2 separate regions of the Mus musculus genome follow, and region 1 is linked to region 2. The links are chromatin loops, found by intact Hi-C in ENCODE. Cell type or tissue: gastrocnemius. All regions are shown on one strand. Each heading gives the region's core, and the rest is flanking DNA. Links, peaks and the distances in the headings are about the cores only. Region 1 overlaps Dis3l2 (DIS3 like 3'-5' exoribonuclease 2). Region 2 holds the start of Dis3l2 (DIS3 like 3'-5' exoribonuclease 2).

Region 1 (15,664 bases), core at 6,188-11,187, 53 kb after region 2:
AAGGTAAAAAGCTAGACAAAAAGTGATATTTTAGTGCCATTGAAGAAAATTAAACATATCAAATATACTTAGAAACATCTGTCAACTTTTGTGTTCAGATATAAGTATGTCATAAGAGTATGCCCTCTTCTTCATCAAGAGAAAATTCTTATACTGAAAGATATTAGGGATCTTAAAAATTAGTAGAATAATACAGTATTAGTTAATGCCTTGACAAAAGTTTGAGATTTCATTCTTTTGTAGGACAGAGACCACAGTGGCTAAGGAAACCTCTTTTGTGTCTTTGTAAATGAATTATTACTATTCAGCAATAAAATATAATTCAGGACATGTACTTTTCTTTATAACCAAGTTTCACATCAGTGTGTCAGTACTCTATGCATAGGAGCAGTATTGGTTGGTTGTTATGGGAAGTGCTATGAGAGGTGAGACCCTGAAAGGAGGTTTAAGGGGATAACTAAGGGACATGGGCAAAGAGAGGGTACAATTGGCACCTTCAGAATCCAGATTATGCACTGACTACTAGAAGTCCAAAATGAGTCCTTAGAACTGCTGGAGGCATGATGTCAGATTCCTGTTGTAATAGAATATTGGCGAGATGTTGTTTTTGACCTCTGAAAAGGCCTATTCCAGGACAGAGGGTATGATGGTCTCATTATTTCTAGGAATTTTGCTCTTTGTTAAAATTGAGCTCAGAGGGCTTGAGATTTGGTTCAGTGATTAGGAGCACTGGATGCTCTTCCAGAGGACCCAGGTTTAATTCCTAGCACACATATAGCAACTCACAACAGTGTGTAACTCCAGTCCCAAAGTATCTGCTCTCTTTTGACTTCTGAAAGCACTGCATGCACATGATGCACAGAAGTACAGGCAGAACACACACACACACACACACACACACACACACACACACACACACACACAGGTCAGCTTGGGTAAGTATTCAAGAACAGGACAGTAGAGGCGACATTATTATGGAATCCCTAAGAAGAGAGGTAGTATTCAGAGTTATGATACCAGGGACAAAGGGATGATGTCAACTTTGCAGATAATAGGTAACTAATGAACTGAAGAAACATTTTTGACAGCCTAGTGAATGTCAAGCATTTGGGAATGAGCACTAGAAAAGTCACTGGGCTGGTAGGCAAAAATAACTGTAAAAGTGAAGGAAATTGTAGGTCATTAATGTTCCAAGAGAAAGAGGAGAGAGAATAGATAGAAGGAACCACTGCACATATTGGTTAGGGAAGTCTCTGTGAGATCATCCTGTAGGTGAGATCTAAAGAACAAAAGTGAGCAGCTAATTTCAGCTTTGGAAAAGAATATAGGTAAAGAGATCAGCAAGCAGAAGAACAGCACGGAGAAGACTTGATGTTTTAGAGGATGAAAAGGAAGCAGCCTTTGGAGACTTAATGGAGCAAAGGTGGAGTTAGGCAGTAGCCAAGTCCTTTAGGGACTTAGACTATATTAGAAACTTGGATTTTGCCAGGGACCAGCTTTTGCTTAGAAAGGGGTTCCTGAGAGAAGGGGTGTTTGAAATGGAAAAAAACGACTCGAAGTCAATCTTGGGGTACAAGCTGGCAGCCTGTGTTATTTACAAATCAATTCAGTCATTTACTCCAGGTTCCCTTTGGATTATCCCAGGAATCAGCATCCCATGACCACTTTCTCCCTTGATTCTTAGAAGACAGCAAGTCACCTTTTTTTTTTTTTTTTTTAACATTGCAGAGGAATTCAGAGATCTGCCTGTCTTTGTAAGCACAAACAAGAAATTTAACTGGGTGGGATCTCATCCTGAGATTACCATTCAGACCACGCCTGCACCTAAATTAGCTCTGTTCCAGGCTGACCTTGAAATCAGAAATTTGCCTGCCTTTATATCTTTCTGACCAGCTGGGTTATAGTGTAACTGCCTCTGTTTTTGTTGTTGTTGTTGTTGTTGTTGTTGTTCTGTGAATCATCTCCTTATATGATTCATAGTATGTCCTTATATTTTGCATAGTTGAAAAATTATGTTTTTGAACTCATTTTTCAGAGTTCTTTCCCATAGCCTTAAGGGCTGTCTTGAAGGTCACAGCATTTACCTTTTTTTTTTTTTTTTTTGCTAACGACATAGACATGCCCTTGACTCCTGGACTGTCGCTGGTTATCAAGGAGTCATCAACCTTGGCAGAGAAGACTTTCCCAGAAGGAGGAACAGAAAGTAAAATATACAAATAAGTCTTACACCTAGCAACTGTCAGCACTCAGAGGCATAGACCCTGCTGGCTCTGTTCCAGGGATGGGAAACCATGTCACACTGTCCCTTTCACATGGCCATGCAGGACTTGGCAGATATCATGCACAGAACAATGGCAAGTCATCAAAGGGTATTAAGTAGGTAGCACTGGACGTCCACTTAGAAAGCCACCAAAATCCACTAGATAAGAAAATAGTGTGGGATGAAAAAAGGGGCAGAGAGGTGCAGTGAGGAGGGAAGTGCATGCATGTGGAGCCTGAGGGGACACCATGCTAGTGTGACACCATTCTAGTGTGACACCATGCTAGTGTGACACCATGCTAGTGTGACATCATGCTAGTGTGTGCATGTGGAGCCTGAGTGGACACCATGCTAGTGTGACACCATGCTAGTGTGTGCATGTGGAGCCTGAGTGGACACCATGCTAGTGTGACACCATGCTAGTGTGTGCATGTGGAGCCTGAGTGGACACCATGCTAGTGCATGCATATGGACAGGGAGGTAAAAGGAGGAATAGGGGCTGTCCATTAGCATCTGAGTGAATCAGGTGAAGACCTGATCTTGCTGTTGGTTAAGGTAAGGAAGACAGAATTAAAACTGTGTGGATTTGGGAGGGTGTAAATGTGTGAAGGGTCCCGGTGATGCTATTAACACAGAGGTGTTGGAGCCTGGATTCTGGAGCCAGACTTTCCAGATTTATCTTCTCAGTGTCTCAGTCACCTTATCTATATCAAAAGAAGAAAACAGTAGTAGTTAAGTCAAATTAGCTAGTTTAATTTAAATTAGTTCATTAGCTCTTAAAAGTACATGGTCCATATTCTACACATATGAATGGTGTCTGAGATTGTTTTTAAGTACTGTCTAGCACATCTGTAATTCAGTTGAGGTGGTTGCTGCCCTGTCTGCAGTTGTACATCTTAAGATTATTTTTCAAGAATATCTGGAGCCGGGAAGTGGGGGCGCCCACCTTTAATTCCATTTGGGAGGCAGAGGCAGGTGGATTTCTGAGTTTAAGGCCAGTATGGTCTACAGAGTGAGTTCCAGGACAGCCAGGGCCATACAGAGAAATCTTGTCTCAAAAATAAATAAATAAATAAATAAATAAATAAATAAATAAATAAAAAATTTAAAAAAATCTGGAAACATTTTTATGTGTGAAATTCCTTAGTTTTACGTCTTTTCAAACATACTGTAAGCTAGCTAAAATGTATTTGTGATTGCCAAGTTAGACTAATTAGACCATTTGTGTGTTATTTTTCTGCAGTGCCATTCTGGTCTTTGAGTATAGGCTAGGAGAAATCAGATATTTGGGGGTCAGTTGAGAGGTAGGTTTTATTGATTATGTGTAGGAGGAGTGATTTGGTCATTGATGTGGATTCAAAGTCCCTATATGTGTATAGGAATTGGGATAAGGGAAGGCAGTGACACTTGAGTCAAAACATTAGTGAATTAATGCTATAATCAGTAAGTTAGAAGGCACGTGTATCAAGTCTAGCAAGAACTAGGACATGAACTTCAAAGGGGTATTTGAGAATATAGGAAGAAACTAATTATTGGGAAACATCCTCACCATCCTTGAGATGTTCTCTTTGATAACACCCAAAGGAAGCAATGACATTAGGGCAGGGCTAGGTTCTGATCTGGTAAGAAGTCACAGAAGTATTTAGAATGGGATGGGAAGTACAGGATCCTCATTGGTTAAACTCCAGGCCTGGAAAAGTTTGAAAACGAGGAATTAAAGGGGATTGGGTAAGAAACACAAGCCTTGGCCTCCTCTGGGTGAGACTGATCCTCTGCTGGGTGAGTCTTTGAGCTGGCAAACTGTTTCTTGACAGGCTGTACTATTATTGCCTTCTGTCAGGCTGCAGGGACATCTCTACTCTGCTGAGGACTCAGGAGGAGTTGCTTGGTTCTACTTGTTATCTGTTCTCTCTGGGGTCTGTTCCTGACATCCAGTTCTTAAGCCAAATTTCCATATGCTAATCTGAAGCAAATTTCCATATGCTAATTTCCATATGCTAATCTGAAACAAGGCTTCTTTCCTACCCTCTGTGCTTTTATTTGTTGGGAGGTTTGGGAGAGAGAATCATGAATCAAGAACTTTCTGGTCCTTTTCATATATTTTAAGTTGATCCTAGATTCAAACCTGAACAATGTGTGTCTTTCCTGGGAGCCCAGCTTTGGCTTCTCGCAGTATTGTGCAATTAAAGGCACACTCAAACCAAGAGGCTAACTCTTTGCTGAACTAAAAAGGAGATGGAAGAAGAATAGTAATTTAAAAAAAAAAAAAAAAGCTTAGAAAAGGCTGTCCGATGGGGGATTTTTGGGATAGCATTGGAAATGTAAATGAAGAAAAAACCTAATTAAAAAAAACAAAAACAAAAACAAAAAAATATGGAACAGGAAGTTAAGATTAGCCAGAGAAGCAACTGAAAATCTCTCTGATATAAAAATAAAAGTGACAATTTATGAAGCCAAAAAAAAAAAAAAAGAAGAAAAGGCTGTCCGGAATCAGAAAATGAAATGCTTAAAAATACTGTTTAAATTTGCTGAAGCATTTCCCCTCAAGGCTGTCTGTTATTCCCTATTGTAGCCTCCTCATCATACATAGTGACTGTCAAGCTAGTGGTCAGGAAATATTTGTTGAATGTATGAGTATTTAGAAAAAAATTATAAGTGTTTCCCCTTTCCTTCAGTAAGAAACAGTTGCTTTAGAAAGTGAATTTGCTTCAGCACTCTTAACCAAGAAAGCCTGGGCAGCTTTGTCAGCTCTATCTCCTGACCCCTTTCCGTAACCAGCAGAGTTCTGGCCACATAGGGTCAAGCAAGTGCTGGATGCCTCACCTGCTGCACCTCTACTCCTTCACCTTTGATCTTTTCTTAGAACTGTGCTAGCTGAAAGTGCTGTAGTTGTAATCTCACAGCATCCCATTCGTTTTCTTTCTCAAGGACTAAACTTAGTTATTATTCAGTACCCTATGTGGTCTGTTTGGGGCTTGATCATAATCAGTATCAAATATCAATACAAATGGCTAAGGACTGAGTGATCATCTGTGATAATCTAGTTGGTATGTTAAGATGTGTATCATGGCATGGAAATTTGTAATTTAAACACCTGTGAAAGAAAGAAATTATTTTCCATTTAATCTTATACCTTCACCTATCTTGTGAATTCTGTGCCTTTGAGTCATTCCTTTTAGTGGGAAATGTTCTTTAAACACTTTCTCAAATTATCCGTTGAGTTGTGTTGGTAGGAAAACAGTTTCTTCCCTGCACGTGTTCCAGTGGCCCGTGAGTGCAGCTGGACTCTGGGGGAGGTTATGGCTGCCTGAAAAAGGCCCACAGCACTGAGTGGCTGTTAAGGACTGCCCCTACCTGCACGCCTGTACATAAATAGAAGTGGATCCTGACTTGGTGCTGGAGTCATACGAAGTTGAAGGCAGACTGGGTGGCCTAGCTATGGGAGCTAGCGTTGACATTTGCATTAAGAGTTGTTAGGAACCATTTTGAATTATTAACTCATTCGGTTCTGCAAAGGAGTCAGAGTAGAACATGTCCATCCAGCTCCTCGGGGCTAAGCATCCAGTTAGAACCCAGCTTGAAAACAAACGGTCCCAGAGACGTGACATTGTGCAGAGGTCATGGGACTGACCTGGAGCAAGTAGGCTGCTAATATGAAGGAGGCATACTCTCCAGACAGCCTTGTTAGAGTCAAGGTTTAAAGGTGAAGGTGAGTAGTTGTCATGTCCTGCTCTGTGCCTAGGGCTGGTATTTCCTGTGCCCATCAGAGCAGGGCAGTAGTCTCAGTTGTCAGTGTTGGAACCTAGTTTTTCCTGTACCAGCCTTAAATTAATTCTCATACATCTAACTTGTTTTCTGAATCAAATTGTTTAAGAACTTTTTAATCAGAGAATAACATACATAGGAAAAATAAATATCCAGCTAGTAGAATTTTCAAAGATTGTTATTTTGTTTTGTTTTAAAGGGTGTATTGAGAATCAACCCAAAGAAGTTTCATGAAGCCTTCATTCCTTCTCCGGTAAGTTTATTAACTTTATAATAAACTTAATGTCATATTGAATATTTTAGATGTACTCTGAACTTGAAATCATATACTTTGACTAAAAAGCAGAATAGTAAAACAAAATTGAGAATAGGCAAAGATTTGTTTCAAATTTAAATAAATAAAATTTGTTCACTACCCCTTCTGCCAGTCTTAAAATTGAATGCCAAATGAGAGGGATGACATTTGTTCTGAGGCTGCAGAAAGCAGCTGGACTTTCACAGACTACCGGCCAGCCCATGTAATTGGATACTCTTGGTTTATAGCTTAAAAGGATTTATAGGTTTTTCCACTGATTTAAGTTAATCTTTCCTAAACAAATATGCTATCTACTTTCGATCTACTGCATGAGCTAATCTGAACATTTGTCCAAAAATAATGTGTAATGCTTTTCTGTTGGTTTCTCACTTCACTTTTGTGCAGGTGATCGGCCTTTGGTCAAGGCGCTTTAGTTTTTGTTTTTAGGCTGTTTCTTGTATTCATGACTTGTCTTAAGAGCTTCTCTCTGGTTAAAGTAGTCCTGCACTGGTAAGTAGTTAGCGGCAGGTCTGTGCAGAGGGTTGTACCTGAGGCTGGAAGAGCAATAGTCTTGAGTTCCTGGCCTAACTTTCCCAGGATGTTGTCATGGAGAGCTACTTTTTTTTTTTTTTTTTTTTTTAACAGTGGAAGAGAAACATAGGGGTGAACTTCTGCTTAGAAAGGAATGACATATTTCATTAGCTACATGGCAAGTTTAATAACATTGCTGTGTTGTTCATAGGTGATTCTGTTATTACTGTTATTGTTACTACTGCTGCTACTATTGCAGTATCCTTATTCTCTTTTCTCAAGCTTTGCTCAGTTTCCTTTTCTCTTTTTCTCTCTCCCATCAGAAATCAAGTGCTTGCATTTACTTCAAGTTCAAGGCTTACTGTTACAGTAGGGAAAAAACATCTTTGATGCTTTCACACTGTTTCCTCTAAATCATAGTCTCTTCCTTAGATGAAACATATCTATACTCTGACTTGTAAAGTAACAACTTTGAGGTGGGGTTTTACTTTGGGAACAGTTCTGTTAAGCAGTGGAGTGTGTAGAGTGTGTTTACATGTGGTTAGATTCTAGAGTTTGCTCATACTATGACGATCACATTCAAGAAGGTGCCACGTGCCATCTTAGAATCAAGATTAGCTATCTCAGTAGGTTCTATATAATCAACATTTCTCACATTAGAAAGGTTGACTTTTTTTTTTTTTTGTAGCCTTCTAGTTGGAGGAGTTTAACTAAGTTTAATTAAGGAGTCCTCGCTCGTGTATGAGAAACAGTGATTTTTAAGCATGAAAATCTCACTTAATTCATCCCGTGAGATATCTGTGAACTGACCAGAGTTCAGACCTCTCATCTACTCTGTTTGCCTCGCTGGCTGCAAGGATACAGGGGACTGTAGACGTTTGAAAACTTTACTATAGCTTTTTATTTTTCCTAAGTGTTGAGTCTTGAGTTCTTTGAAGTTAAATCCCTGTTAGGTTAGCACTTAACACATGTGAAGCCTAGAACTAAGGGACAGTTCCAAATATATAAGAGGTTATGAATTGGGCTGGAGAGATGGCTCAGGAGTCAAGCTCTCATGCTGCTCTTGCAGAGGATAAAAGTTTGGATCCCAGCACCACACCAGGGTCTCACAGTACTGTAACGTTAGCTCCAAGGAATCGGATTCCCTCTTCTGCTTTGGTGGATACCTACATGCATGGTTATTCACCTTTGCATACACATGAATAAAAATAACATTAAAATAAATTTTATGACAAAGATACCTCTTTGTACCCATGTTTGTTTACATATAGAATTCATATTCTGTGGAGCTTTGGGCTGACTGTTAACCTGTGTTCTAACACCTTTCTTTCTCAAGCTTGATTCTTGTCTTCTCTTGGTTCCTTTACATCTAACCAGGGCTTGAGCATATGCATATGCATATATGGCTATCTTACCCTACAGGTCTGAGTTCTATATCCATGTTTCTTAGCAATACCATTCCTTAACTTGCATGAAGTACAGAGTGCCACCTCGGTGCTTAGGCCGATTTCAGGGGAACACATTCTTTTACCTCTTAGAATTTCTTGTCAGATGAGGAGGTGTACAGAGTCTAGTTAGGATCCTGCAAGTTAAATTCATATTCTTTGCTTTACAAATATTATGTTTATATGCTTCAGTCTGGTCTGTTAACATTAGGAAGGAAAAAGCAAAACATCTGTGTTTCCAAGGTTTATATTTGTTTTTCTATTTGAAACTTTTACCTGTCATATTCTATTTAGAAAGTTTTAGATGGATGCAGTGTTAGGATGGTTTTTCTATAAAATATGTATATGTTGTTTTATCTAGAACCTAATGGAATAGTCACATTCTCCCAGAAACTATTAATACTAAATTCACCCCTGGGAAGACTGGCAGTAAAGGCTGCTTATCAAGGCCCAATTGTAGGTGAATATACTCTAATTTTGGATGTTAGAATGGTACTGTATTCTTGTTTTGGGGCTCTTTTGGTCAGTTTCAATATTTAGAGGCATTGTAGAAAAGAATTAATAGAATTCAGTAGCATGAATTTCTGGCTAAGTATAGTTTATGTCCGCATCAAGACCAAACTTGTGTTGAATTGCAAAATGCCTACAGGTAGACTAGGAAGTGCAGTGTTGGGGCTTGAATGCTTACCTGTAAGACAGGAACACGTAGGAAAAGAACCTATGGTCTGAGCACAGGAGATAGAAAGATTTTCTCATGTCTAATATGAAGAGTTGATAAAATACCCTCTGTTAGATTAGGTTTATTCTTACTCTAAAAATGTTTACTGGGTGCTATTTGCCATTTGAAAATATCCACCTAGTCCAGTGGGCTAAGTCCTCATCATCACGTATGAAAGAATATTTTGTATCGAAGGAACTTGATTTGGAATTATTATAATTTCTATTGGTAGTAAGTAGATTTTTTTCCCTTATGGTAGATTCTAAATGTATGGAATGTGTTACATATGTCTACCTGCTAGTATCTTGGAATTCTTGGCAAAAATAAAATACAAAGTGAAAATTAAAACAAATAACTTTTAAGTAAAGTAAGATAAATGATAATATTACAATATCTTTTTTATCTTTTTTTAGTTGAGCTAAAGAAAAGGAATGGACAGCTTGTTATTTTTTTCTGTTCTGGATTATATTGGTCTATGAAGCTCTGTAATTTGTGTCTTGTCATGGGAGGCATGCTTTATCCAGCTGTGGAATTTATTCCTGGTCCAAAAGGATCTATTATCTCATCAATAGAGGATACTCTGAGCATTATGACATTCTTATATTATCTTCCTTCATTCTCTCTTTTTAAAGTTAGATGTGTCCACACTCCTTTTATTTTTCTATGGATGTTTACCATCCACTTCCTGTCTCCTTCCTCACCCTCAACTATGCTATTCTTTCTAATGGATAAGGTGAGTCTTCCAGTGTCCAAGTGAAGAGTTGAATTGTGTAGCTTTAAAATCCAGTTAAGAGGGATAATATTGAACAGTTCCTAAGTTTAGGATCTTTTATTTTGCTTTCTAAGACAAAATTTCTCTACAAAGCCCTGGTTGTCCTGGAACTTGCTTTGTAGACCAGTCTGGCCTCTCAGAACTCAAGAGGTGTACCTGCCTTTGCCTCCAGAGTACAGGGATTAAAGGTTCCGTCATCACCTGGCTTAAGTTTATTATCTTTAAAATGACAGACTTGGCTGTAGATAATAGGCTTCTGAGTGAATTGAAGAATTGAGTAGTGACACATTAGCTAGGAGTTGTCTTAGATTCTACTCATTCTCTCTTCTTGGTTCTTTAAGACAGTAATGCTAAAGTCTAGTCATCGAATCTTTCTATTTCTGAGCTGCCAAAGGAGGAGTACAGCTGCTTGCTGAGGAGACTTTGCATTGCTGATGTTTTGATACATGAGAATGGGTTAGGATGACCTCTGAGCAGCTGCTCTCTTCATTGGAGGGCGGTTCCTAAGATCAGGGTGCTTTAAATACATTGCAGAAAGCAACAGTTGGTGGTGATGTGTCACACTCGTGTGGTTCACGTTCTATTTACCAGTCATCTCTGTTTCTCTGAGAAGCTCATCACAGGGTCAAACTGCCTTACTTCTTTATGGCTAACACGGTAGCTGTTCCTTAGGGACGAGGGTGGGGTCAGATTTGGCAGAGTGTAGGCCACAGCTGCCAGTCATCACTAGACTGGAAATTGAATAGAAAATCTGTTTTAAAATATCTTGAATTTGTTTGTAGCTGGGAGGAGTTGGCAGATTTAGAATGCCCATTTTAACTAACTAAAATTTTATAGTACTCAAGTTATTTGAATGTTAAATATTAACAGTATAGAGTGTCTGTATTACAAATCAGTGACTTTCCAGACACTTTTGCTATTAGCTCCTGTAAGGAAAGCCAACATTTAACTTCTCTTTTATTCTCTGAAAAGGAACGCGATGACTTGGAAGACTAAAGAAGAGCACATGTTTGTCGAGACATTTTTCTCTTGGCCTCTGACCCCCAAAACTTGTTTTTATCTAGCTATTTTTTGCATTAGATTTTGAAGTAGATGCCCGGTGAGTTTGCTGGGCACCACCCCATTTACCACGGGGCCTTTCTGGCTGTGAGACTGAGCATGCCTAAGGTGTCAGTGCTTCATGTTCATGGTCTAGAGCTTACCATGCTCTGACGTCAGGAGATAGAGGTTTAAAGATGTTTCATGAATCTTAATCTATTTTCATTTAAAATTTCATGTAGGAGTACTATATTTAAATTATTTCCTTTCCCTCTCATTCCTCCAATTCCTCCTGAGTCTTCTCACTACTTCTCATAACCTTATATTTTTATGTGTATACATGTGCATGTATATACTCATATGTTTATATATATAAATGCATAAATGTAACCTGCTGAGTCACTGTGGTGTTCTATATGTGTTTAGATTGTTAGGTAACCAACTAAGATGCTCATTGAGGGGAAGTCTGATTCTCTCTCTTCCGCCAGTGATTAAGTTTTCCTGTATCTGAAGTATGTGGTATCTTCAGCAATAGGGATTGACCTTCAATTTCTGGGAGGCATTTTAGGGCAACAGCACTAGCATATGTTATTTTGAGAGTCTTTTGGACTCTCTTGACCAACAACTTGAAAGAAGGTTTCCTGTTTTCTGGCACTGAGGTTTTAAATGTGATTCCTTAGGGAATCATATATTTTTTATGTTTACTTAAAATTACATATAAGTGTAAATGTTTACATATGTATCTGTTAAATTAATTTTAGTTCTTGCTCCTTTCATCTCTCTCTGCTTTATTTGGAGGTTTTTCTTTTTCTGTTTTGTTTTTGTTTTTGTTTTTTTGAGACAGGGTTTCTCTGTATAGCCCTGGCTGTCCTGGAACTCACTCTGTAGACCAGGCTGGCCTCAAACTCAGAAATCGGCCTGCCTCTGCCTCCCGAGTGCTGGGATTAAAGGCGTGCACCACCACCGCCCGGCGGTTTTTCTTTTTCTACTCTAAAGCTAAAAAGGATAACATAAGAATATTATCTTTTTCATTTTAGTAATCAGTCTACAGTGTTAGTTTTTTTCTTTATGTGCTTTTCTTTGTTTTTGTCAGCCTTTAGTAGATCTCTTTAAGTATTTGGTGATTTTAGCCTCAGCTAGTCTGTTCTTAGGTTTGAATTTTTTTTTATATTATTTATTATTATATGTAAGTACTCTGTAGCTGTCTTTAGACATACCAGAAGAGGGCATCAGATCTCATTATGGATGGTTGTGAGCCACCATGTGGTTGCTGGGACTTGAACTCAGGACCTTCGGAAAACCAGTCAGTGCTCTTAACCACTGAGCCGTCTTGCTAGCTACTAGAGTAGTATTCTTGTTAAGTTAGCAGACAGATTTAGAGTATGAACACTTTGAAGGAGATAAATTTTGGCTCCAGGCCTTGGTAACTTGACTGTTCCTTTATTTCTCCCTCCAATTTAGGATGGTGATCGGGACATTTTTATTGATGGAGTTGTTGCTCGTAATAGAGCCTTAAATGGGGACCTTGTGGTTGTAAAACTGCTTCCTGAGGATCAGTGGAAGGTGAGTTTAAATTTCCTTTTCTAATTATTTTCTTCATAGGGTATTGTGCATTCCATAATGTACTTAGGCATTGTATGTGTGTGTGTTGGTGTTATGGGCCCCTTGGACTCCAAGGTAAAAATAAGTTTTGCCTGTGAATAAGGCTATTCAATGGGGATTTGAAGTCGTTCCCCCCCCCCCCACACACACACACACTTTAGTCAATCTACCTTGTCAGATCCTTGCACTAATTTCTGATACTTTTTTGGATAAGAAAAGTGCTTGTAGGGTCTTGTCAAGTGTGAAATAATTTATAATTTCCTATACCCTATGCTGTGAGAGTTAGAACAACAAATCCACAGAAATGGTGGTATTTTTCATCCATTTCTGCTTCCTGTATTGAGACACACAGCAATATATATTTAGTGCTGAGATGTAAGGCGTGTGCCACCGAGCCTGGACCTAGAGGTCTGATTTTGTGAATGCCCATGCTGCTAGAGCTAGCTAAGCAGGAAAGGGTTTGGCAAAACAGGTAGCATCCCTGCAGTTGGCACAGTCCAGGCTTTGAGGACAAATCTTACTGTTTTTCTTTTACAGTTAGTATGTAAAAATGGAAGAATTCAAGCTAGAAACTATCCTGACTTTTGTTGGAAAATTGACTGCAGTGAGGCAAGTTGCATGTTACAGGGAGCCAGTGTGAAAGCTGAGACTTGGAGGTGAGAGTTGAGGTGGAGAGAAGTTAGCATGTGAAGATAGAGTAGACAGGAGTGAAGGCAGCTGTAAGAACAGACAGGGGAGCTGCAAACAGCTGTTACACCTTGTATTTAAGCAAAATGACCGTGATTTCTTTAGCTGAAATGGAGGACAGTGAGGGAAAGTATGTATTACTGTAAACATCACTGAACTGGTAAAAGTCAGAGAAAAGAGGGTAGAGAACTCTGAAGAGCTTGAGAGAGGTAGAGAGACATTGAGGAACTCAAGGTTATAATAGAGCTGAAATAGGCAGAGGTAATATTTGAAAAAGAATGATGGAAACCTCTCAAACTGATGAAAGTTATCAAGCATCAGAATCAAGAAATTGTATTGACCCCCAAGTAGGATGAAAAGAAAGTCATCCTTTGAATATGGTGGTAAGTCTGCAGAAACCAAAGAGAAAACATTTCCAAAGTGCCAGGGACAGGAACAGTATGCTTTCAAAAATTAAGAGAGTAACAGCTGACTTGTTGATAGCCACAGAGATTATAAGACAAGGGGATGATATCTTCGGCTCTGAATCTAGTTGATAGTCTAGAACTCTAAATCTGCCAAAACCTGCCAAAAATCTATGAGAGCAAAGACTACATACAGATATGTCACACTTGTTCAAAAGACATGACTAGTGGCTGTCACACTGGACCTCACAGACATGCAAGTGTCTGTCACTGCAGAAAACCATGTCTTCTTAAAGAAGGTGACTGAGAATGTAGCTCAGTGGTACTGTATGACATGTGCAAACCCTGAGCTTCAGTCTTCAGCACAGTGGAAACCAGATAGCACAGGAGCATCAGTCACATTCTGCCCTCATGTTTTTCATGCCTACTAGCTTTTTCTTGGTCTTGTTAATATTTTCCTTTTTGGATATATTATTGAAAAAAACTTCAGCATCCTCGATTGTCCCACTTACTGGCAAGCCCTGCTAAACATTTTTTTCCCCTGCTAAACATTTAAAAAAGAAATAGTCCTTGTCTTACACAAGGAGCTACCTGCCACATCCACCCCGACCAGCAGGAAAGATGCAACACCTGGTTGTCTTTCTTCAAGCAGGTTTATTCAGGAACATTTAGCATTGCAATGCAGGAACAGGAATCCCCAGAACCACCCTGGGGCGCCCCTTAAATACCCTACTGACTCCTCCCAATCACCCCAGTCACAAAATGGCAGTCCATAGGTTCACAGCAAGTGACGACACCTCAGGTGAGCTGATGAGGCAGAAATAATGAGGAAGTCAGGCGCATGTCATAAGACCTGGCAGCCATCCCGGGCACCATCTTGGGGTGGCGGCTGCATCTGCTCCTCACAGCTACCCTGTTTCCTTCATTCTATAAGACCACCATTGTAAAATATTAGAGTAAGAAACAACATAAAAGATCTAAAGATGAATACCTCTCATAAACACAGGTGAACAAGTATCCAACAGGATATTCGCAAAGAGACTCTAGGAACATGGCCCAAGAATAGAACATGAATACATGGTGCTTGTCCTAGAAATGCAAAGTTGGCTTAATGTTGAAAAGCAGTCTTTATAGCCCACCCTTTAACAAACTAAGTCTTATACCTTATTTCAACCAAGTATCAGCCAGTATACATAGAAAATGCAATTGACAAAATTCCATAACTGTTCCTGATAAAAATTCTAGTACTGAAGAGCCTAGGGCAGGAGGACCCTGAGTTTGGGCTACACGGTAAGACTGTCCTACCCACTAAGAGGAGGATGACAAGGCCATTCCTGCTTCTTCTCAGTTTTTGAAGGCAGATCCCTCCACCGCTAAGAATGACACTGCTCTAATGTCTTCTACCCATTCTATGTTTTCTCAGTTTATGATATGATCACTATTCTTGGTTTGCTGCAAATTTTTATCACGAACAGTTATGGGATGTAGGTGTCTGCTACCAAGCCTGCCTTCCCTGTATTGTTTCAGAAATTCAAGCCAGTACCAAAAGGAAGTAGAAAATAACTGTTTTATGATTATGTATATATACATAAATATGCAATACACACATATATGTGTGTGAATATATATACATATATACATATGTGTGTGTGTATGTGTGTGTGTGTGTATATGCCTTTTGTTTTTACTCTTCTTTTATAATACATCCTAACTGCTGCCTCCCTTCCCTTTCCTCCTCCAGCCACTGCCTGGATGTCCAGGTTCTAGAAACTAGATGGCTTAGAGACCTAGGGTAGAACCAAACACTACTTACAAAGATTGTTTTATTATTACAGAGAAAACTACATGGTTTTCTCTGTAGAAAGTTCTAACGAGTCTGTTGAAAAAGATGCTAGAAGAAGTGAGTTATCAAGATTGAAGAACTGAAGGTTTATATAAAAAAATCATTTGTAATTCTACATGCTGGCAATGAAAAATAGGAAATTAAAAATTTCTGAAAATGCTATTTATAATAGGATTTTTATGACACAATTAAGGAGAAACTTGAGCAAAAATATAAGTTGTGTAACCTAAAACTATAAAATCATCAGTGAGAGAAATTAAGAATGCAGGGAATGAGGAGAAATAGAAAAGAGTCAATATTTTTA
Region 2 (15,664 bases), core at 6,216-11,215:
CTTTTCACACTGCATCCATAGTCAAGAAGCAGAGAGAGTTGAATGCTGGAACCCAGTTCCCTTTCTCCTCCCTCCTTATTCTCATGGGGACCACAACCTATGGAACAGCTCTGCCCACATTCAAGATGCCTCTTTTCACCTTAGCCAAATATCTCTGAAACACTCTCACAGACATGTCTATAGGTCTTTCTTAGGTGATTCTAAGTTCCATCAGATTGTCAATCAAGATTATCTACCATGTGTAGTGATAATTTTAGAATTTTGGTTTCTTTAAAAAAACACTGATATATTATAAGAATATGTTTTCATTTAATCCTGGGGACATGGGGCTGCTTCAGACTGTCCACAGCAAGTGGTTGCAATTTGCCTCGTGCTCTAGCAGGCGTGTGATTTTGCCAGCTGCAGTCTTTCTGTGATTGTGTACTTGGAATTCCAAGGGTTTTTCAGAGGGTATATAAATGCTAGGGCCCCCGAGACATGGGGTAGGTTGTGGTTGGTTGTTGGTTTGGTTGTTGTTGGTGCTGTTGATTGTGGTTTGTTAAGTAGTTGTGCACAAAGAAAAAGCATTAACAGGAAGAAATGAGATATCCTGACAGTGAAGATCAAACTTGCCCCAAGGAACTCAACCCTAACTAGCAGAAAGTACTCTAAAGATAATGTTGCCCTTTTCCAACCCCTGACTTTATTCAGGGATCTCTTTCCCTTTTCTACATAGTAGAGAAGGAAAAGGGAACTCTTTCCTCTCCCCCTTTCTCTCCTATTTAGCATTAGGGGGTTGAAAGGGAGGAAGAAAAGGGGTGGAGGAGGTGGAATAAAGAAGAACAATGTAGTCAAAGTCCAGTTACAACCTTATCTGCCTGTGCCTGTCTACTGAAGGAAAATGCCCTGCCATTTGAGCATCAGCCACATGGTGGGGAGGGGAGCTTCAGAGAGAGAGAGAGAGAGAGAGAGAGAGAGAGAGAGAGAGAGAGAGAGAGAGAGAGAGAGGATGCCTAAAGTACCATGAAAAGCATACTTGGGCTTTGGCCAGCATCTGAAAGACACAGGGGGTGGGGAAAGGAAAAGTTGCAGACTGATGGGCTGGCAGACCCAGCTGAATGTCATAGGGACTCACAGGGAGTGAATTAGGCAGAAGGAACTCTCTGTAATGAAGTGGTGTGTGTGTGTGTGTGTGTGTGTGTGTGTGTGTGTGTGTGTGTTTGAGATAAGGTCTTACTACATAGCCCTGGCTGTCCTGGAACTCACTATGTAGACCAGGCTGGTCTCGAACTCCCACCTGCCTCTGTTTCTCAAGTGCAAGGATTAAAGGCATATGCCACTTTACTCCCTGTAATGAAGTTTTAAATCTTATTTTGCATGTTAAATATTCTTTTTTTCTAATCTGTTTGATTTTATAGTTATTACTCTTCTTTTAAACTTGGGTCTTTTAGAAAAGCTGAGTTGTAGATCTCATTGTTTCCATCTTTCTTGTTACTATAAGTTAAAGCTATAAACATTTCTCGAACATAGCTTTAACTGTGAGCCTGGTATCATTTTTTGTTTTTCAAATATGGAGGCATACACTGAAGCCTTGCAACCCAGTGCTCCCTTCCAGAACGTTTCTTCCACTTACATCTTGTCACTTGTGAGCACATGGTATCCCAGTATTCTCATTGTATTGCAATCTAACAGAGGGTGAACATTTCTGAGTCTCCATATCATCTTAACTAAGGATATCTTTGTTTTCAAAACCATAATTAATATTTTTTTTGTAATGGCATAATTGTTACTAAAATAGTGGTGGTCATTTTGGGGGAGAGCTCTCATTTCCCAGGATGTTCTTTGGGGAAGTCTCTGCCCATCGCTTTCTGCAGTGGAGGAAGCTGAAGCAAGGCATGAGGTGTGGGGACTTGCTGGTGATTCCTGGGGGTGGGGGTGGGGGGCGGGCTGGGTCAAAGCCTGGGTGTGAGGCTCATGAATGAAGCATTGTGGGGGAACCGATGCCAACATGCTCCAACAGCACCCTTCCCTTGTTGGTTCTTCTTCTGTTGAAAGCCCGCAGGGCAGGGCTGCCCTTGGCCAAAAGGCATGCTCTTTTCTTCCAGTTTCCCTGCTCCATAGGGCGATAGGTGACCTGTTGTCCTTGGTCCTCTCCCTGGCTTTGGTTGAAAAGAAATTCTCCCTTGGGAGGTGGTGGTAGCCCCTCATTCACACTGACCTCTAGGGGGCTCCCTCTGTGTTCTGGGCATGCCAGGGTGTGCTGGAGTCCTGGGGTGAAGACAGCTTCAACAGTCAAGCCAGCGCGGGCGATGCTTGCTATTGTATAAGCGTGGCTTATCTGAGCCAACTTCTCATCCCCTCTCTCCTTCCTTTCTTTTTTTTTTTTTTTCGAAATATATTTTATAAGATGCATAGATGTGAATTTTGTTTTTAAATTCAGTCTGTGATTCTGTTTTTTTTTAAGTAGAAAAATTTAGTCCATTTACATGTAATCTTAAAATTGTTGTAATTATGTTATTTGATATTTTCTCAGTTCATAAAATTCTTGGCTTTCTTCTAAACTTAATACAGGGTTTCTAATAGATGCTGTTTTTGAGATTCATTTAGAGATCAGATGTAATGTCTCTGAACCCAACTTCCTGGAGCTTTATCCAGTCTCTCCAATTATCTCAACTAAAACATCCCTTGCTCAATCCTCACACATATTTTAGCTCAACGGCATTTTTCTCTCTTATACATAGATTTAAGTTTTTGAAGACTTACTTCTACAAATCCTCCTTAATCAGACTATCTTGGTTTGCTATGAAACATTTTCTCAGTAAAAAGAAATTAAATTACACTTGTGTGTGTGTGTTGCACATGCATGCCTGTCATAGGATAACTTGTAGTAACTGGTTCTCTCTACCATGTGGATCCTGATAATTAAACTCAGGCTGTCAGGCTTGGTGGAAAATGCTTTAATCCATCATGCCATCTTGTAGCCCCCCCCCCCCCAGTAAGACATTTTAAGATTTGGTCATTATGTTTTTATCAAGCCTGCACATTATATTATGTTCCTACTCTTCACACTAAGATGTGGATATTTATAGAGGTTAGGCTACTCTGGATGAAGTTATCATTTTTTCCTACCTCTGCTCATTCCATATCCCCCTACCCTAAGAATTCACATATGCACCCTCATCCTTAAGCCATTATAGTCCTGAGCTGTGATAACACTAATGGGTGAGTTTAGTTTCCTGATTCAGCTGACCCCTAACCCAATTCAAAGGTTGACCTCAGGAGATCAGGTGTTTTCTGTGTAGAGTGAAAAGACAGTATTATTGAATGGAAAGGGAAACTAATTCTTCATTTATATTTCCCCTCTTTGCCACCCCAACATACATTGCCCCACAAGGCTTCCTCTGTAAGTGATCACAAAACAGCTGGTGTTCCATTTGTTAGAAGTGCCCCCCCAAAGGATTGGAAGGCTATGTGGCCTGCTATGGAAATATAAATGCTACCTTGTTGTTGGGACCACCATCCATCAGACACAGTCATTTTACACCCTTGAGAGTGGCTACCATTTGGAATGACTTTTTATTGAATGATAACAGTATATATTTACTATATGTTGGGCACCATTATAAATGTTTTACACTTACCATGTCATTTAAATCTTTTATAGTAACATTATAGTTTGCTGTACGTGGTACCATAATCACCCATGTTCAATAGCAGTGGCTCTCAACCCTCCTAACACTGAGCTCCTTTAATACAGTTCCTCATGGTGTGGTGACCCCCAACCATAACATTAGCTTCTTTGCTACTTTGTAACTGTAATGAACTGTATTGTACAAACCTAACAGCAATTTCCAAAGGGGTCTTGACCCACAGGTTGAGCACCACTGTTCTAGAGGGAAGGAAAACATTGGGTAACTAGTTCAAAACTATACAGTCTTGACTATACAGCCACGTATGGCTCCCAGTGAGCAACTAGGGGAGCTGGATTTAACCCAGCAGTTTGGCTCCCCCTGCTGTAAGGGCTGTGACGTGTTGCTGTGCCATTGACTGTAGCTCAGGAGGTCCCCTTATATTACATTTATCTCCAGCTGGAGCTGGGATCTGGCAGTGGCAAAGTATGGAAGAAAAGTAAAGTCTTGTTTAATGATGCCATTTCCCCAGACTGCAAGTCCCCACTAGCAGTCTGGGTTTTGTGGATTTCATGTCATTTTTCTCTCTTTCAGGTGTAACTGTTATTAGGTGCCCCTTGGAGCATGTCTCATGATTAAAAGAGACCACTCAGAATCTAAAGAGATGCATAAGACAGAGATGGAAGAGAGATAAAACACAATGCCTAGAGAGGATAAAAATGAAAGTTCTTTCTTTTGAGACTAGTTCTCATTGAGCCCAGGCTGGGCTCAAAACCCACATTTAAAGTATAGAATGAGAAAAAAAAAGTGGAGCATTAAGAAACACTAAAAAGCTAATAATAAGAGACTGTCTAAAAGGAACAATATACTGAAGAAATTAGGAGAGAATTGGGTTCAGTGGGTAGAAAGTACTTGCTGTGCAAGCCAGACCACCCGAGTTTTATTCTGGGAACCCGTGTAAAAAGCTGAGTGTACATCTGTCATCCTAGTATCCCTGTGGTGAGATGGGAGCATCCGCCAGCTTCCAGGCCAGCTAAGCTAGAATATGAAGCATCGTTTAGAAATAAGAAGAACTCTTGTCTTAAAAAGGTGGAGGGAGAGAACCGAGAACCAACTCCTGAAACTTTCTCTCTCTCTATCTCTCTCTCTCTCTCTCTCTCTCTCTCACACACACACACACACACACACACACACACAGAGTGTGTGCATACACACAATTTAAAAAAATGGTAAGTTGACAGTTAAAATAATTAGAAAGACAGAAATCATATTTATTTCTTCATTTTCTTTTACGGTATTATGTGTACAGATGGGTATTTTGCCTGCGTGTATGTCAGCACTATATGCATGTAGTACCCATAGATGTCAGAAGAGGGCGTAAGATCCACGTGGTGCTGGAGCTACAGACCGTTGTGAGCCAGCCCACAAGTGCTGAGAACTTGGGTCCTCTGGAACAGCAGCCAATGCTCTTAACTGCTGAGCCATCTCTCTAGCAAGATCAAAAATTTAAACGGGGCCTATAAGGTAAAAAAAGAACACAATGGTAAAACAATGAGACCCAAGGATTAAAATTTTAAAAGGAAAAGAGAAACTAAATACTAGAAAGAAAGAAAGAAAGAAAGGAAGGAAGAAAGAAAGAAAGAATGAAAGAAAGAAAGGAAGAAAGAAAGAAAGAAGCCAAGCATTTATATATAGTAAAACAAGAACAAAACCAGAATACAGAGCATGGCTTCCAGTTGGAAGCAGTGGTCTGGGTGGGTGTAGGTGCGTCGAGGAAGAGGCTGGGCCAGGTAGTGAGACCTTGAGACATCCTTATTGCTTGTCCACAGCTCGTTGCCCATGCACCCAGTCCACCTATGCGGTCTTTATGATCTGAAGTCTCCCCAGAGCCCTCCAGGCCAGCTAGCATAACTTTACTTTGCTTCTTGGAATGGTTTCAGTTCTCACCTATTTCACACCCTCCCCAGATCCTTTACCTCCTGTGTGATGAGATTAGCACACAGCAGTTAGGTCAAGCTGCTGAATGAACTGGTCCTGCCTTATCTCCCTGGAGTTCCTGTGGCGTTTGGTTTGGTCGCTGCACTCTTTCACCCACTTACTCCCACGAATGTGTATGTACACGCTGCCTCTGTCGCCTGGGTTTATCTTTGAGATTACAACACTTTTTTTTTTTTAATTGATCCCAGGTTGCTTAGTAACTGCTCTCTTCCCTGTCTCTGATGCCAATGGAATTGAATGGATGGAAAAAGACAACTTCTGGGACCAGCTGATGGCAGAATGTGTAAAGATGTGGTGATAGGGAACGTGCAGTTATCGACCACTCCTTAATGCCTGCTGTTGTGACTGGGTGGGTATTAACACGGAATCCTGAGCAGAGGCAATGGTGGTCAATAATCAAGATTAACCTACCCTGGAAATCTCTAGGACAACAGCGGCTCCTTCTAAGTCCTTAACTCATCAGTGAAATGGGGTTTAAGAGCAAGGTCACAGACTGCAGGTTTATGTCCTTCCAAATTCATATTCTGAAAACTGGTCCAAGGTAATAGGAGCTGGAGCTTTGGAAGGTGATTGCAACACAAGGGTGAAGACATCAAGAATGGGATTGGTATTTTTATGAGAATGTAGAAAGCCAACTGGTTCTTTTCCTGTCTGATCAGGACAAGGCAGGAAATAGGAAGTCGGTCCCGACCAGACAATCTGCCAACACTTTAACCTTAGAGTTCACAACTTCAGGAATTGTGTACATTTCTGTTGTTTAAGGTTCCCAGCTTATGGTTGTTACAGCAGACAAGACCAAGGTGTAGACACAAGGCCTCCTAAAATCAAACTGGTGTGCTTCTGGAGGCTGGAGGCTCTTTTCATATCCCAGCAGGGCATGGGAGTTGTGGTTCTGTTCATATGCTGGGTATTTGGAGACATTTCTCAAAGCACTTTGCATCATTAATGGACTGTCAATCACCCAGAAACCAAACATAGATTAGGCTTACCATGTTGAAGGGTAGAGCTAATTAGGCCTTCCCGTTTCTTATGACACCACTGACATCCAACAGAAACCCAACCAAATGGGGCCTAATGAATCACCTGACCCTTCTTCAGAATACACTCTAAGGTATATGCTAGACAGAATTCACCGACTCATGCGTTTGGGCCTTCTCTTCTCTAGATCATGAGGTGGCTTTATACCTTTTATTCACAAAACAAGTGATATGGCTTACTTTTATCAAACCATCACTACTTACTGGTCCTGGTTTGCTGTATTATATCTAGGCCTTTGCTATAAAATGAATGTCTGTCCTTCCCCACCTCCCCAACACCTAAAGAGACAGTATCGGGAGGCAGAGTTATTGATTGATGATTAAGTCATGGGCATCTAGTCTCCATGAATGGAACAGTCTCCTTGTAATAGATTCTAGAGTCCGTATTTGTATTTTCTGTCTTTCGGGAATATGGCGAGCAGATTCCTGATGATCAGTCAGGAAGTGGCTCACATCAGACACTGACAAGGGTCTGTGACTTAATTTTGGCTTTCCCAGCCTCTGCTCACAGACCACTCAGTCTCTGGTATTTCGTTTCTGCAGTGAGAATAGATTAAGATAGCTCTCTTGACTATATCGTTCCTGTATTCTTCAGCCACACATTTAAAACCGTTTACTTGGTTTACTTTCATAGACAGCTGGTTAAACCAATTGTGAAAAGACTCACAGTTTTTCACAGGAAATCATTATTTCTAAATCCTTTGGAAGAGCTTAAGGGCACCCTTGTTCTAGGAGGATTATACATGGACCAGAAAGGCATGTGGAGCAAGGCTCTTAGCCCCCATCCACTACAAAGTGTGCTGTGGACTTCCTTCAGCTCACATGAGGAAGACAGGCTCACTAGACTTAGGAGTCATGGTAGTACATGCACTCAGCCTTCACACCAGATGTTCAGTCAAAATGTGGTCTTAGACACTAATGATCTTGACTCTCCTTCCTTTGTCCTTGCCATTCTATTCTTGAGTTTATTTTTGGTTTTCTTAGCTCACCTCCCATTTCTGCCCCCCACCCATACCCCATTTGTTTGTTTGTTTGTTTTTCCAATCCTTTGTTCTTTGTCTCTACTGGATTTCCCCATCCCTGTTTCCACTATCCTGCTTACTAGTCACAGAATCCCCAAACCTCTGCCATTTATTCTCTGCAGTTAGAACAGGCAAGGTTTGCTTACACGCAAGTTTGTCTAAGGGTTCTGAAAGGATCTGAGGAGGAGCGAGAAAAAATAAAATAAAATAAGAATCCGCAGGCTCATTCCTTAAGCAAGCATGGAAGTTATACCAAGGTGGGGCTTCTTAAAGCAGGAAGAAATCCAGAAGTTTCCCATATCTTCTTTTCTTGACGCTACATGGAGAAAAACGAAGCTGCCTCCTTCACACGTAGACAGCTGGTTAAACCAATCATGAAAAGACTCACAGTCCAATGAAGTGCACTCCACTCCCTACTTTGACATTGTAGTATTGAATTTTGATTATTCTACTGGCATCACTGAACACATGATCTCCACAACAGTTGGCAGCTGTGACCAGCTCCTCACTAACTTTTTTTGTTTGTTTGTTTCCTTTTCATACTTCCCAGGACGCTCTTTGGGTTTCCTTCTCTGTGGTTCAGAGTCCTCATGTTTTCAATTTTTGATCCATTTGCCTATCAGGCCATGCTGCCTTCCTGCAGCCTTAACACCACATTGCAGGTATTCCATGGCTTGACCCACTTTCTCTCCCCCTCCACTTGGTTGAGGTTTCTTTGCTCTTCTCTTCTTTTGCCTAGGCTAGCCTTTCTCGCACAGGCTTTATAGCTTCCTTCGCTCATCTGAGCTAGCTGGACACTGTCACCTCTCTGGTTACCAGCCTGCGCGTGCCAACAATGCACCTAGTCCTGTACAGGTGTCCAGTGAAGGAGTGATGGGCCAATGCTTGGATGAATAAAGACTTGGTAACTAGGAAGGTGGTGGCGTTGGTGCTGAGAGCATCCAAAAGTCAGGTGGAACCTGCAACGTGACAACGGCTGGGTGGTGGGTTTAGGATCCAGATAGCGCGAGAGGGACCCCAGTCAGAAAGGCTGCTGTCGCTAAGGCGGGAGCCGCCCACGCGGGATGAGCCTCGTACCGCCCCTCATTCAATCCCGTGGTCCTGCAGCGACCACCGCCTCCACCGCCCACTAGCCCCGCGCTTCGCTCTTGGCTCAACCCGGCCACCGTCGCTCTCGGAACGCTCGCTCGTGACCCGGAAGCGCATTCTCCCTAGCAACTGCGGGTCTGCGGCGCCGCCGGCCTCCCGGGAGCGACGGTGAGGCTCCTGCCCCCTCCCCCTGCGCACGCCCCGGCCGTCCGGCCTGGCCTTCCCTCCGCGCCGCGTTTCGCGGCCGGGACCGTGCGTCCTAGCCTCACGGGGCGCCCGACCGCGGCGCCTCTGGTCGCCTTCCGCCGGCCCCGACCCGGCCTCAGGCTCCTCACGCCCCGTGGGCCCTAACTTTTTATATTTCAGTTCAGTGCGAGAGGAGGGAGAGGGGACTGGAGTCGGTGTCTGGGAAGCCGCGACTTTCCGAGGCTTGGGGCACCTGGGGACGTGTTCTCTCGTGGGTCCTGATGGAGGCTGATAGGCTTGTGGTGCCTCCGGAGTGATGAGCGGCAGCGCTTGCTGATCACCCGAGCTTTCCAAAGTGATATAGACTTTATCAGGTGTCTATACGCTTTGAACCGAGCATTTATTTCCCCGGGAGTTAGCTTTGCAGTTAGGAATGAGCTGTGGACAGTATATTGTATTTTAGCTGTTGTGGTGTCCAGTTTTATACAGAAGGGACGTCCTGGGACCTGACTAATCTTGGGAAAGATTGCAAGTAAAATTTACTCCGTTAAATAGGGCCAGGTGTAAATATATCTCTGATTTACACTTCAAAAGATAACAGTGGCACCGAAAACCTCTTTTGAGTTTGGACAAGTGACACCAAAAAGACCTTAGACATTGCTGTTCTTAATAGAATGATGGCGTGAAAACATAGCTGTGAACAATTTGCAGAATTATTTAGGAATAAAATTCAGGAGCCTTTTGAGATTCATCATTGAAAATGGTATCATTTAGTTTCAGTACTAAGCACCTGTAGTGTTAATGCACTTGAAATAAGTTTTAGAAGACATACGAGGTTGTACACATTCCACCATTGGGAAAACAAGAAGATGACATATGATTAAATACAATCTATGTGGTAGGTATTCAGTGCTGTGTAGTAGGTTAGGGGGTGGGACTTTTAGGAACATAGTTGATTTGCCTCTAAAGGATAGATACACTATGTATTGGAGGGAACTGAGCGAATGAAATAATTTTGTAAATAATATTCTTTAGGGCTTGGGAAACGTTTTCACGTGGTTTAGTTCTTATTTAAAAAATTAAAGTCACTCTGATCCTGATCCATTTCTTTAAGAACACACCATGTTCTTACCCCGTCTAGATCTTTTGCTTCTGCAGTCAGTCTTATTTTTATGTAAAACACAACAGTTTAAGCAGAGTTACTGTTTAATACGTGAGACTTAAGAGTCTTGTGGAAATTTTGCTCTTTGACTGATATTCTTTATTTTTGAGTGTTTAATGTGTAGCAGGCGCTGTGTCAGGAGACAGCAAAAACAATGGTTACTCAGCAACCAATTACTATGTTTTATCTATGGTATGACCCCCCAACCCTGTGTGTGTGTGTGTGTGTGTGTGTGTGTGTGTGTGTGTGTGTGTAGCTTATCCGTCTTTGATGCTCTGCTTGACTTAAGCTGTAGGAAGACCTTAGCAGTCCTTCAGCAGGTGCTGTGCTTGGCTGTGGAGTTAAGAATGAATTCAGATGTGACTTCTGTCTTTAGCAGACAATATAGCTGCAGTTGTGATATGTTAAGGGAAGTCACAAATGCAGCATATGAATGGAGAGATTCGGGATGCGTGGGAAAGGAAGTGCTCCAGTCTCACTGAAGATAGCAGGGCAGAGACCCTGTGCTGGCAGAGTGGCTGGAGAGGACCAGGGACAGAAGGTACAGCTTTAGAGAGGGAGCTGGGGCCACATGGAACAATCTGGTAGGACAGAGGGCTGGAGCAGTGGCGTGGGTCCAGATTCTGCTGGACCCTGTAGGCAAGCTGAATTTTTCTTTGTGCTTTGAATAAAGAGAAGCCTCTATGGAAGGTTCTACTTAGGGACTTAGGCTGTGTGTTGGGTTGGGATGACATAGTGTGTTTGTGTCTGAATAGCATGCTTTGTGTTTCTACCACTGGTTAGCCTTTGTATTGTTTTCCCATTCCTTGTTCTTCAACTTGCTCCCTATATTTTGTAAATTTTAATAAAAAAACCACTAAATTTACATCTATTTGTGTGTGTGTGTGCGTGTGCGTGTGCGTGTGCGTGTGTGTGTGTGTGTGTGTGTGTGTGTAGGCTTGTGGGGGTCTCTCCTGCTACCAGGTGGGTCTCTGGGGATTGAACTCAGGTGGTCAGACTTTGTGACAAATGCATTTTTTCCTGAGCCATCTCATTGCCTCTCATGCTTTATTATAATTTGAGAAGTCTCCATATCCCACTTGCAAGATGTACTCATTTTTCTTTTATTTGGGAAAAAAAAGAATTGGGGCTGAAGAGATGGCTCAACTTTTAAGGGCTAGACTCCTAACCAAAAATATAAAAGAGATCATTATGGCTAGTTGATTAGAAGTAATTTTAATCAGTACTACTGCTTGGAAACCAGTTTTTGTGACTTTTTTTTTAAACTCTTTTTTTTTTTAAAGTTGTAGTAAACCACATAATATAAAGCCTACTGTCAGGCTGGGGATTAGCTTAGTTGGTGAAGTGTTTGCAGCACACGAGGACCTGAGATCCATATCCCAAGCAGCCATGTAAAACCCACACCTGGTGTCATGTGCTTGTAATAGCTGTGCTCAGGAGACAGAAAGATCCTTGTGTTCTGTTGTGATCTGTGAACCCCAGGTCCCAGTGAGAGACTAGCTTAGAACAAAAGAAAACCAAGCAAAACAAAGCAGCCCCCGAGCCCTCCCAAATGAAAACCAAGGCAGACAGCTTCTGAGGGTAACCTAAGGTTGACTTGCTGGTTTCCAGGTGCATGCGTCCATCCACAGACACCTAATCACTTCCAAGTGTTTAGTTCAGTGGGGGTAACGTTTCAGTGAAGCGTAGCGTAGGTCTAGAGAAATCCGCTCTCTTCTCGCCTGCTCTTGGCAACCATCTTTCTGCTGTCTGTTGTCATAATTTTGGCCCCTTTGTTTAAGTGAGTGGACTTGTGCATTGCTCCTAACGTCCCTGTCTTCCATCACTCAGCTCAAAGCCATCAACTAATCTCTGGGCTTCATTCACACAGTTGGGGCAAAATAGTTTATATTTTTTTAAATCTTCTATTTGGTTTACCAGTAATAAATTTGGAAGCCCTGATGAATTAGGAAACGGTCCCTTTCCTTCAGTTTTTTGTTATACTTTGTATGCAGTTGATATTTCTTTTTCCTTACCTGTTATCAGTATTTATTACTGTTTCTATCTGGTTTGGAGTGTCCTCGTGGGAAGGTTTTTGTTGGACTAAAATCTGGATTCTTTAATGGAAAGTATTTATGATAGCTGTTTCTTTTCGAATGAACTTTGGTTGTGCCTTTTATTGACCTTATTAATCATCTGTGTTGTTGAGGTTACTTGTATACTTGTGTTCTTGGTCACCTTATTCTATGTGTTGTCAACTGCAGGGCACTTTCTATTATATGTAAGCATCTTTACAAAATAGAATCAGATTGCTTCTCAGCCTTTTGGCTAAAATCCAGTGTAAAACATAGAATCAGTTACCCCCCCCCCCCATTTTCATGTAAGTATAGGTGGATGTGTGTGTGTGTATTTGTGGACACGTGTTTGTGTGAGGCCTGCGGTTGGTGTGGGGAGTCATCCTGTATAGATTTTCTGCTTTATTATTGAGGTGGGATCTCTCATTGAAATCCAGAGATCATTGATGTGACTAGTCTTGCAGTCTGGCTTATTCTGGGCATCTCTTGTGTCTTCCTTCATGGCTTGAAATACAGGCAAGCTGCCATACTCACCCAGTGTTTATATAGGTTCTTGGGATCTGGACCCATGTCCCCAGGCTTGCTTGCAAGGCAAGGGTTTTAACCACTGAACCATCTCTTCAGCCTTAATCAGATGTATATATGTATGTATGTATGTATGTATGTATGTATGTATGTATGTTACACAGAGAAACCCTGTCTCAACACCTCCACCTCTGCCAAAAAGCCAAACCTCTTTATGGTTACACATGCATTGAATTAATTTTCTCTTCATTCCTCTGCTAATCTCATACTTGCATCTATTATGATTTTATTTCTGCTTTAAGGACTTCCTTTAAAGTTTCTATTAATGGGGCCTTTGTATGTCTTAAAAAGGCACTTTATTTGCTTTAGAAAAACTTTGTTAAGTAATGAATTTTAGATTTTTTTCTCTCATCAATCACTTAAAAGATGTTGATTTATTGTTTTATTTATTGTTTTCTATCTCACTTGTTTCTGATAAGAAAGAAAGCAGCCAAGATCCTTTTGTTTCCTGGTACATACTATGTGTTTTTGTTTTGTTTTGTTTTTTTTGTTTGTTTGTTTTTGTGGCTGCTTTAAAGATATCCCCTTTAATAAACTGGTTTAACCAAATTGATTGTGGTATGTATTAGTGTAGCTTTCTTTACATTCCTTGTATTTGGTATCATTGAACTTCTTGATTTTTGATTTTGTAATTTTTTAAATCAATTTTGTAAAGTATTTATCATTTTCCCCAATATTTTTCTTTCCTTTTCCTCTCCCTTGTAGATTTTGATTAAACATATATTAAATAAATATAATTAAATATATTATGTTGTATGAGGCGGTTCTGCAGCTCACTGATGCTCTGTTAATTTCCTTCTTTGGATTCATGTTTTTGCCTATTGCTGTATCTTTGAGTTCACTAGCCTTTTCCTTGTTCAGTATCTAATCTGTTACTAGTTCAGTTATCCTGTTATTCTATGGCATGCTATTAAAGATATGTTCACCATATCTTTAATCTCAGACACGTATGTGTGTGCATGTGCCCATATGCCATAGCATGTTTGTAGAGCTCAGAGGACAACTTTGTGGGATCAGTTCTCTTTCTATCTTTACATGGTTCCTGGGGTGAAGTTCAAGTTGTTAGGCTGAAGTGGCTGGTAACGGCCTGTTGCCATCTCATAGACCCAGGTACCATAGTGTTTAATCTCTAGGGGCCTTACTTGGATCTTCTGAATATTTTTCTGTCTTTTCTTAATATATTCAATTTTACCTCTAGCTCTTTAAGAATATGGTGTAGCCCTAATAGCTGCAGCTTTCATGTCCTTTGTTGTTTGTTGTTCTGAGGCACTTCTATCCCCAGTCAGTGTCTTTCTTTACATTTCCTCTTCTGAACCCACACCCCTATCAGTTCAATAAAGAACACCCAGTAGGTGATGACCTCCTTATTTTGTATATTCAGGAGCTGAAACTTAAGAAACTTGGGAGTTTGTTTTGGTTAAGGTCAGATAGCTAATGGTTCAAATTTAAATTTAGTTTTTTCTAACCATATAACTTGATTCAAGCAAGACAGACAAATATAGAACTAAAACAGGAGATGAATAGGGAAGATTACCATAACAGAGCATAGCATGCAGGACCGTGCTGTTCATAACAGATTTCCAAAGACACAGGAAGCATTTGGGATGAGCTTTGGAAGATAGGAATCTTTTTTTTTTTTATTATTATTATTAGGTATTTTCCTCGTTTACATTTTCAATGCTATCCCAAAGGTCCCCCATACCCACCCCCCCAATTTCCTACCCACCCACTCCCCCTTTTTGGCCCTGGCGTTCCCCTGTACTGGGGCATATAAAGTTTGCAAGTCCAATGGGCCTCTCTTTGCAGTGATGGTCGACTAGGCCATCTTTTGATACATATGCAGCTAGAGTTAAGAGCTCCGGGGTACTGGTTAGTTCATAATGTTGTTCCACCTATAGGGTTGCAGATCCCTTTAGCTCCTTGAGTGGAAGATAGGAATCTTGCAGGCCTCTAATGTGAGGGAGGGAAGCGTCTGTGGGTATGTAGTGTATGGGTGGGCAGGAGGGGCAAGGGGACTGGGTATTACTCTGTATGGGCTTGGCACAGGAGGCACGTGTTTGGCTGAATTGGGTGTGAAAGCAGATAACAAAGGAGTTGGACTGAATTGCAGAAGTGTTTTTTTTTTTTTTTTTTGTCTAGCTTTAAAACAGCCTTTTGTATGTCTTTAGCTACTGTATGAGTCTGGTCCAGGGCAGACATCTTTTAAAAATCTGCCTTCATTACTTAGTAAAGTCTTGCACATAATTAATTCACGGTTATTGATTGATTGATAGAGTGTTTTCTTACGTTACTTAGTTACTTTATTAGTGCTTGTGATTGAATTGTTTATTGTATGAGAAGTCTTAAATCTTGTGTTCATAAAATTCCTTCCAAAGAAGTCAGCATACCTTATGCTGATTCATTTATTGATTATCTTAGCAGTTAATTTACTATACCCAAGAGTATCCCACTATCTTAGCAACTTGGATACAGCTTCAAATGTAGAGTCATTGGGTAGCTGTTTTGTTTTTGTTTTTCAAGACAGGGTTTCTCTATGTAGCCTTGGCTGTCCTGGAATTTACTCTGTAGACCAGGCTGGCCTTGAACTCAGAGATCTGTCTGCCTCTGCCTCCCGAGTGCTGGGATTAAAGGTATGCACCACCACTGCCCAGTTCTATTTTTCATTAACAATTAACAAAATTTTATATGTGTGATTGTTTTCCTTGTATATTTATCTATGTACCATGTGTGTTCAGTGCTCTTAAGAATCCTAGCTACAGATAGTTGTGAGCCACCATATAGCTGCTGGAAATTAAAAGGAGATCTGGAAGAGCAGACAGTTCTTGAAAAACAAGACAAACAATTGAAATTACATTTTAACTTTAGTGAGAATGCTACTAAATTGTACTATAAGCATTATTCTTACTGTTTTTTGATAGATATG

Evidence for each region. A loop is a pair of places that touch in the nucleus more often than their neighbours do. Peaks named below come from ENCODE experiments on the same cell type or tissue, not always from the same donor. Only the 100,000 strongest peaks of a DNase experiment are listed, where the experiment ranks them.
Region 1: a loop joins it to region 2, with 7 times the contacts of the local background. A loop is called at or near these places in 1 of 42 quality-filtered maps.

Annotation. Positions count from the first base shown.
Region 1 is chr1:86,748,003-86,763,666 of GRCm38, forward strand. Dis3l2 (DIS3 like 3'-5' exoribonuclease 2) reads left to right here. Exons shown (of 21, transcript NM_153530.2): 4 at 6,225-6,278; 5 at 12,286-12,387. Among named protein-coding and RNA genes, the nearest start is that of Dis3l2, 52 kb to the left of the region's middle. In gastrocnemius, for the core only: no CTCF peak of the experiment used is centred there; no DNase peak of the experiment used is centred there; H3K4me3 peaks cover 429 bases; H3K27ac peaks cover 3,255 bases.
Region 2 is chr1:86,694,950-86,710,613 of GRCm38, forward strand. Dis3l2 (DIS3 like 3'-5' exoribonuclease 2) reads left to right here and starts at 8,855. Exons shown (of 21, transcript NM_153530.2): 1 at 8,855-8,922. In gastrocnemius, for the core only: a CTCF peak has its summit at 9,022; DNase peaks (open chromatin) are centred at 8,837 and 10,680; H3K4me3 peaks cover 1,991 bases; H3K27ac peaks cover 1,711 bases.